Linked DNA regions of Homo sapiens: region 1 is linked to region 2. The links are chromatin loops, found by intact Hi-C in ENCODE. Cell type or tissue: gastrocnemius medialis. All regions are shown on one strand. Links, peaks and the distances in the headings refer to the core of each region. The heading gives the core; the rest is flanking DNA.

Region 1 (4,396 bases), core at 971-3,470, 110 kb before region 2:
GGTGTGTGATCTCGGCTCACTGCAACCTCTGCCTGCCTGGTTCAAGTGATTACCCTGCCTCAGCCTCCCGAGTAGCTGGGATTACAGGTGCCAGCCACCACGCCTGGCTAATTTTTTGTATTTTTAGTAAAGACGGGGTTTCACTATGTTGGCCAGGCTGGTCTCGAACTCCTGACCTCAGGCGATCCACCCACCTCGGCCTCCCAAAGTGCTGGGATTACAGGCTTGAGCCACCACACCTGGGCTATTTATTAATTTTTTAAAGAGACAGGGTTGCTCTGTCACCCAGGATGGAATAAAGTGGTACAATCATAGCTCATCACTGTAACCTCAAACTCCTGGGCTCAAGCCATCCTTCCACCTCAGCCTCTCTAGGGGCTAGGACTACAGGCATGCACCACCACACCCAGCTAATTTTGTGTGTGTGTGTGTGTGTGTGTGTGTGTGTGTGTGTGTGTTTTCTTTGGTCCAGGCAGGTCTCAAACTTCTGGACTCAAGTAATCCTCCCACCTGAACCTCCCAAGGCACTGAGATTACAGTTTTCTCATAAATAAAATGGGCTCTTGTGAAAACTAGAAAAAGTAATATGCAAACAGTATCTAGCATCATAGGGGCTAGGTACACAGATACATGTGCCAGGTATATGGTACGTGGTATATGTTTGATACGTGTTGGCAACTTCTCCTTCCCCTTCAGTCTTATCCTTCACATGGTAGAAAGTAATCTTCCAGAATTACAGCTTTAATTATGTTATTTTCCTCCTCAAAAAATGTGGTAGTTCCCACTGACCCCCACTGTCATGGAAGGAGACCTGTTTGGAGGACCTGCCCAGCCACGCCTCTTTCTTTCAACTTCCACACACACTATCCCCTCTATTGAAGGGTGAGCACAGTAGGTTGTGTTTTCACTGTATAACACCCCCACCCTGCCCCCGACCAGAACAGCTGATATTTGAGGGGTAGACACCTGACCAAGGGACAAACAGTCCATTGGCCACTGGCTAATCAAATTGTCTCTGTCCAGTTGGATCCAAGAATCAAGAGACCGTGGTGACAGATGCTTGGCCTGCAGGTTGGCTTAAGTCAGGGCTAGAGTTGCCCTATGGGTGATCAGATGACACAGCGTGCAGAGAGAAGCAGTGGCAAGAAACCATGGGCCACCAGAGAGAGTGACTGGGAATAGCTACTGTCCACGCTCTAGCATCTGGAGGTCCAATAGCGCTACCCCACATCATTTCTGTGAGATTCCTCTGAAGCATTGTGTACATCAGCTCTTTACTTGAGCAAATCCAAGGGAGTTTGGTCCACTACAGTCTGGCTCCACTGTCTGGCCAGGCTCATCTGTCCCATCACCTCCACCATCACCCCTGCCTTATCTCCTGGCTACACTGAGTTACCCACAACTCTGCAAGCATGCTCTGCACTGCTCCTTTCTTTCCTCCTTCCTGGACTGTTCTTTTTCCCTCCCTCCTCTTCTTAAAAGCTTATCCACTCTTTGAGACTCAACTCAAATGTCTAGTGATGGCCACCCTCTGAGAACGCCCTGCTCCTGGCTCTGGTCTTTTGAAGGCAGTCACTGCACAGCACTGCTGGCTGCAGTTGTTAGCATACATCCTTGAGTTTTGCTCCTTGCCACTAAGCTCACTGAGGGTAGGAACCTGGCACACATTAGGACTGATATATGACAATGAATTTAATCCAAGGATTGGAATCCTGAAACACAAGCTGAGTTTCTTCAATAAAGAGAATTGTGCCAGTAGAAGGCATTGTTCGTTAAAATGGAAATGCATTTAGAGAATACTTCAGATTAAAGGGATGAAGATCAAAGGGCACATTTTTGGCCAGGAGTTCTGAGTCTTAGAGACCCAAATAAATTGTAGACTTTTTATTTCCTGAATTGATTGGAACCATAACACTGGATTTGGTGCTGTAATATAAAACTTTCTGGAACTTTTAGCCTGGTGGGAAGGCTCTGCTGTAAGCGTTAGGATTGCTCTTGTCTAAAATTAAAGCACCCACGCCTATTGCTGAAACTGGCTAGTACACATGGAAGGCCTGATTTAGACTTCCACGGTTGATCAGGGAACCATCAGAGCCCTACCTTAGCTGAAGTTACAGACATACCCTGCTTCAGACTTATCAGGAGAGGGTGTGTCTATATTACATGTGGACACACGTCCACTCCGGTTCGAGATCCTATGGCCCACGTCAAGAACAGAAAGCAGCTGCTCATGCAGACGGTGTGTGAAACATTAGCTGCGTTTTGCAAACATGTAAGAATTTCCCAGTGAGAATCTTGACCGCAGATGTGGGCCTGGCAGCTCCTCCTGGGCCTTGTGCCTGGGGCTCAGCCCTGGGGATGCTGTTCAAGCTACACTTCCAGCCTGGCTCAACATCTGACTGTCCCTCTGTACAAAGGGGCTGGTTTTGAGGTTCTGGGTCACAAGGTGGATCAAGCCCTTGCCCCTTATCCCAGGGAGGGAAACTCCTAACAGCTGAAGCAAAGTCTGCTTTATCACACTGACCTCTGACCCTTCTCAAGCTTTCTGAACAAACCTCAACCAGGTTAACCTAAAATCACCATTCTCAAATCTGCCTGTGCATGACCTAAGGGAATCTTTCATTAATTTTTTTTTTTTTTTTTTGAGGTAGAGTCTTGCTCTGTCGCCCAGGCTGGAGTGCAGTGGCGCAATCTGGGCTCACTGCAACTTCCGCCTCCCGTGTTCAAGCGATTCTCCTGCTTCAGCCTCCCGAGTAGCTGGGATTATAGGCAAATGCCACCATGTTCAGCTAATTTTTGTATTTTTAGTAGAGATGGGGTTTCGCCATGTTGGCCAGGCTGGTCTCTAACTTCTGACCTCAGGTGATCCGCCCGTCTCGTCTCGGCCTCCCAAAGTACTGGGAGCCATCACACCCGGCCTAAGAGAATCTTTTAAAATGCAGGTTTTGATCCTTTAGTTCTTAAACATGACAATTGGATGTTTATGCATATGTGTGAGATGTGTCACCCTTGAACCTTGTTACCATGTCTGCACATTACCTATCTGACATGAAAAAAAAAAGAAAAATGCAGGTTTCTCAGCCCCTCCCAGACTTACTGAATAAGGCTTTCTCAGGCAGAAGGTCATGAATTTGTCATTGAACATGTCTTAGTCCATTCAGCTGCTATAACAAAAATACCATAGACTGGGTGGCTTATAAACAACAGAATTTTTTGTTGTTTTTATCTTTTTTTTTTTTTTTTTTTTTTTTGAGACGGAATTCTCACTTTTTTGCCCAGGCTAGAGTGCAGTGGAGCAATCTTGGCTCACTGCAACCTCCGTCTCCCAGGTTCAAGCAATTCTCCTGCCTCAGCCTCCCAAGTAGCCGGGATTACAGGTATGTGCCACCACATCCAGCTAATTTTTTGTATTTTTAGTAGAGATGGGGTTTCACCATATTGGCCAGGCTGGTCTTGAACTCCTAACCTCAGATGATCCACCCACCTCGGCCTCCCAAAGTGCTGGGATTACAGGTGTGAGCCACCATGCCTGGCCTGTTTTTGCCTTTTGAGAGTTGGGGTCTCACTCTGTTGCCCAGGCTCGTCTCAAGGTCCGACCTAAAGTGATCCCCCTGCCTCAGCCTCACAATTAGCTGGGATTATAGGTGTGAGCCATCATACCCAGCTAGAAATTTATTTCTTACAGCTCTGGAGGCTGGGCGGTCCAAGATCAAGGCACCAGCAGGTTTGGTGTCTGGTGTGGGCCTGCTTCCTGGTTCAGAGATGGTGCCTTCTTTCTGTGTCCTCACCTGGTAGAAGGGAAGAGGGAGCTCTCTGGGGTCTCTTTTATAGGGGCACTGCTCCCATTCGCAAGGGCTCTGCTCTCATGACCTAATCACCTCCCAAAGGCCCCACCTCCTAATACCGTCACACGGGGTGTTAGGATTCCAACTATGAATTTGGGGGAATAGAGCATTCAGTCCCGTATGCCCTTTTCTCCTCTCATTTGCCTCCTGCTGGAAACTTCTGGCAGCAGAACAATTGCATGGCATACTTAGGGTTCCTTTTGAGTCCCTCTTGCCACAGCCCCAGTGGCCCAGCCATGGAAGGCTCCTGCCCTCAACTCTGTTCTGGGCATCCCTGTCAACCATCTCACAGTCTGCCCCTGCTGGCAAGGAGGGACACAGAAGGGGGCTGGTGAGCAGACACTCCAGGGCACGGGTGCAGATCCTCCTCTCCAGGCAGGGCAGCAGGGCAGCCTCAGCATGGGGCCTTCAGCTGTTGGAGAAGCCAACCAGGCAGGTCAGGCGGACTTGGCATGACTCAACTGCTGAGAAAGCAAGTCGCTGATACAACAGGGACTTGTGAGCTGGGAACAGCCATGAAACTGGACTGGGGATCTGGGGACCTGACTCCT
Region 2 (4,396 bases), core at 1,298-3,797:
CAATGAATGAGATGAGTAAGTCTGCCTGGGTCTAAATTCTACCTAAGTCCTTCTGAGCCATGTGATCTTAGGCAAGTTACTTAACCTCTTTGGATTCCTGTTTCCTCAGTGTAAAATGGGGAATATTGTGGTTCCTATCTCATACGATTATTGTGAGGATTACAAATAAAGCGCTGAAAATAGAATCTAACAGAGTAAGCACTCAATAAAAATGGGTTATATAATATCTTACAGTTTCTCTCCCCCAAACTCTCTGGTGGTTTCTCTTCTTCCTCTGAGTAAACACCTTAGTCCTTATCAGGTCCTTTAGGGCCTCACACAAGCAGCCTTGTTTTCTCTGTCCTGATCTCTGACCACTTCCCCTGTTTCCCTCAGCTCTGGCACTCTGGCCTCCTTTCTGGGTGTTCCTCTGACACACTAGGCAATATGTGCAATAGCCCCTGCATCCAACCACCAGACAATGTTAGGGCAGGAAGAAATCAGCCGGTCCAACTTCCTAAAGTTATAAATAGGGAGATGAAAGCCTAAGAGGGATACAAGACTTGTCCATGGTCACAAAACTGGGACCAGGACCCTGGTTTTCTTGGTTCCTTAGTTCTTCATAATACCACACTATGTCTCTTATCTTTGTCCAGAGTATGTGGATTAAGAAAAAAGCCATCTGGTAAAAGTTGTGAAGGCAACACAGGGGCCTGTAAAGACTGCAGGTGGGCCAGGTACAGTGACTCACACCTGTAATCCCAGCACTTTGGGAGGCTGAGGCAGGTGAATCACTTGAGCTCAGGAGTTCAAGGTCAGCCTGGGCAACATGGCAAAACCCTGTCTCTACAAGAAATACAAAAATTGGCCGGGCATGGTGGCATGCACCTGTGATCCCAGCTACTTGAGAGGCTTGAGCCTGGGAGGTCGAGGCTGCAGTGAGCTGAGGTCGCACCACTGCACTCCAGCCTGGGCTAGAGTGAGACCCTCTCTCTGAAAAAAAGACTGAAGGTTGGCAAAGGATAGCAATGGAAATAAATAGCAATCACTTTAACGAGGTTGTTAGTAGCAGATACAGAAAAAATGTCAAAGGCACAAAAGATTATCATAATGGACTTGGTAGGGCTCACAACTGATTTGGGGAGATGAATTTTAAGTCAAAGCTGAAGTGAGAACAAGTATTCATATGCAATATGAATTGAAGGAATTACGGATGATAACAATAGGTGCTATAATTGAACACTTACTATGCCATAGGTACTGTATTGTACTTTCCATGACTTAATCTTCTAACAGCCCTACACTAAACTCTTTTTTATTTTTTATTTTTTGAGATGGAGTCTCGCTCTGTTGCCCAGGCTGGAGGGCAGTGGCATGATCTCAGCTCACTGCAACCTCTGCCTCCCGGGTTCAGGCAATCCTCTGCCTCAGCCTCCCGAGCAGCTGGGACTACAGGTGCCCGCTACCACGCCCAGCTAAATTTTTGGTTTTTTTTTTTTTAGTAGAGATGGGGTTTCACCATGTTAGCCAGGATGGTCTCGATCTCCTGACCTCGTGATCCCCCCGCCTCAGCTTCCCAAAGATCTGGGATTACAGGCGTGTGCCACCGTGCCCAGCCCCTAAACTCTTATTATCCAATTTTACAGATGAAAATATTGAAGCTCAGACAGGTTCAACCTGGAGTCTGAGCCCAGTTAGACTCCAGAGCCAAAGTTTTAATCACTATGTCACTGGTCCTCAACATTAGAATCTTTATGAGAATGTTCACAAAATATTCATGCTTGGGTCCCACTTGCAGAGATTCTGAATTAATTAGTCTAAAGTGGAATCCAGGGAGGGATACTCTGTAGAAGCATCCAGGTGATTCCACTGCAACTAGTTTGAGAACCAGTTCCATGCACAATAGTCTCCATGCTTAAGTATACTATCTAAGTCGTCAGCTGCTAGTAGGTAGTGAAGCTGGGTTCCAAATTCAAATCTGTATGGGTTCAAAGTCTAGTGCAGTTATCACCATCACCTTGACCACTACTTCCACCATTTCCACTCCAATACCACTTTACATTTGAAGAAGATTTACATCTTACACAGCATGCTCAAAGACAGAAAAATAAAGATTCTTCAGCCAGTGAATCTTATGAAAAGTGCTGCTTTCAAGAAATATTTCCGGCCAGGCATGGTGGCTCACGCCTGTAATCCCAGCACTTTGGGAGGATGAGGTGGGGGGATCATGAGGTCAGGAGATCGAGACCATCCTGGCTGACACGGTGAAACCCAGTCTCTACTAAAAATACAAAAAATTAGCCGGGCGTGGTGGCAGGAGCCTGTAGTCCCAGCTACTCGGGAGGCTGAGGCAAGATAATCGCTTGAACCTGGTGGGCGGAAGTTGCAGTGAGCCGAAATCACGCCACCGCACTCCAGCCTGGGCAACGGAGGGAGACTCCGTCTCAAAAAAAAAAAAAAAAAAAAAAAAAAAACTATATATATATATATTATGGTTCGTACCTATTAAAATACAGAAGAAAAAGAAAAAAATTTATAACTTCTTAAATAATCTAATGTCTTTTTTTTTTTTAAGGGTTTGGCTTCTGAAAGGTATTCCAAGTACACCGGCAAAATATCTACTTTCTCTATGAGTTTATAAATTGAAGTGGTTCTTCAGGACAAACAAAAACCCTTTTCATCTAAAATTTTAATTGAGACCAATTTCAGTGCCCTGGGAATTAGTTCCAAAGTTTGGCTCAAGTTTTCTGGCACTGAGCACAGGGCTCTGGCCTCAGGACTGCACTGGGTCACCTTACAGCTGCACCTCAGGGCTACTTGCCAAGAAGCTGGTCTCATGGCAACACTTCCCTATGGCTTAACACCAGAACATTGAGCTTGGATACCCAACCTGGCTGAAAGCAATTCACATGAACTGCAACTCTATCTAGCAAGCAACTTGCAGGAGTCATCTCGTGTAGCACTGTAACACCCTCTGACATTTCTGGGAGAAAAATAAGACTAATGTTCATTGGTTTGTCTAGGAGTGGAGATGGGTGTTTCTCAAGGTTTAATTTATAAATAGAGAGTTGTACGTTGCTATAACCACCACATAAATGGAGAAACGTGTCACTTAAAGTTTGTAACCAAGTTTTTAGCAGCTTTTTCAAAAATGGGGAAGTACAGTCCAGCTATCCTGGTTCAGGAACCAGAAAGATCAGGGTTGGAAATGTTATTTTCCCACTAACCAGGTGGAAGAGTTTGGGCAGTTAACTTAGTCTTACTGTGCCTCAGTTTACTCATACATAAAATACAATTTGGGCTCATTAAATGAATTCTAAATCTCAGTCTTAACATTTTACTATATGTATGAATATATATTTATAGTTTTCCTATTTTGGTACAATCACTTGAAACCCATTCTCTTACTAGAGAAATCTAAATTTCCAAAAATCTCAGGTTGTCATTAAATATAGCACCTAAGAACAAAGCACCATAGAGTTTAGCTGTAAGAGGTACTTAGATAATTTAGTCCAACTTCCTAATTTTATCATCTCTCTTCCTTTTCACTTTCCTTTCTTCCTTTTTTCAACAAATTTTTTTCTGAGTTCTGGTATATGCGAAGCACTGAGTTAAGTGCTAGGGACTGAGTCCTCAGTGTTAAAGAACTTCCAGTACAGTAGAGACAGACAAGTAAATAGGTGATTAAAATACAATGAAGTAAGTGAATAGAGGTGAGCATTGGGTGCATCGGAAGACAGAGGCCAGTCTTGGAGTGAGGGGTAGGAGTTAGGAAAGGGTTCCTGGAGAAATGACATCTTAGCTGTGGGCGGGGGGGGGGAGGGGGGGTGTTGTTTACTAGGCAGAAAAGCAGCATGTGCCTTTGCATAACAGAGAGGAACCCGGGAGCAGTGAGGAGGATTGCCCAAGGGTATGCATCTGGCCAGTGGCAGAGCTGCCAGTAAAATGGAGCTCAAGGCCATAACTAGAAAATTACAGGCTCAGTTGAATGTCAATGACACAAATTGAAAGTTCTTGGTTTTGTTTTTTGGTGCAGGTAAAACATCATGGTCCCTGCCTTTGCTGCCACCAACTTAATTCAAATCTGCGGCTCTTGCCTGGGCTCTAGGATTAGGATTTCCTCTCTGGCTCTAGTGTCTTCAGCAGTAACTCATCAACACAACACAACCACATCACAGGCTTTTCATCTGAGAAGTACCACCACCAATCTACTCTAGAGATGAGGATCTTTCAGTTGCTGAGTGGCAAGGATGAATAAACATCCTGGCTCTGATAGGCTTAGGAGACAAGTCTTTGTTAGTGATGGCTCAGTTATAGAACAGTTATGACATGATGATTGTCTTCACATATCTGAAGGATTGTAGGAGGGATGTTTATTCTGTATAGGGTGGAGGGGAAGAATGAGAACCAAATGGAT

The links. Hi-C counts contacts between places; a loop is a spot of excess contacts. Peaks named below come from ENCODE experiments on the same cell type or tissue, not always from the same donor. Only the 100,000 strongest peaks of a DNase experiment are listed, where the experiment ranks them.
Region 1: it touches region 2 in a loop (2.2-fold over the local background); 1 of 110 quality-filtered maps calls a loop at or near these places.

What each region holds. Positions count from the first base shown.
Region 1 is chr6:111,644,980-111,649,375 of GRCh38, reverse strand. All of the region lies in intron 2 of LOC105377944 (a long non-coding RNA gene), which reads left to right. It overlaps LOC124901539 (small nucleolar RNA U13), which reads left to right and starts at 2,949; the gene lies at 2,949-3,049. In gastrocnemius medialis, for the core only: no CTCF peak of the experiment used is centred there; DNase peaks (open chromatin) are centred at 1,075 and 2,265; H3K27ac peaks cover 2,500 bases.
Region 2 is chr6:111,533,035-111,537,430 of GRCh38, reverse strand. LOC107986522 (a long non-coding RNA gene) reads left to right here and starts at 2,506. Exons shown (of 2, transcript XR_001743809.2): 1 at 2,506-4,396. It also overlaps TRAF3IP2-AS1. In gastrocnemius medialis, for the core only: no CTCF peak of the experiment used is centred there; a DNase peak (open chromatin) is centred at 2,820; H3K4me3 peaks cover 348 bases; H3K27ac peaks cover 1,234 bases.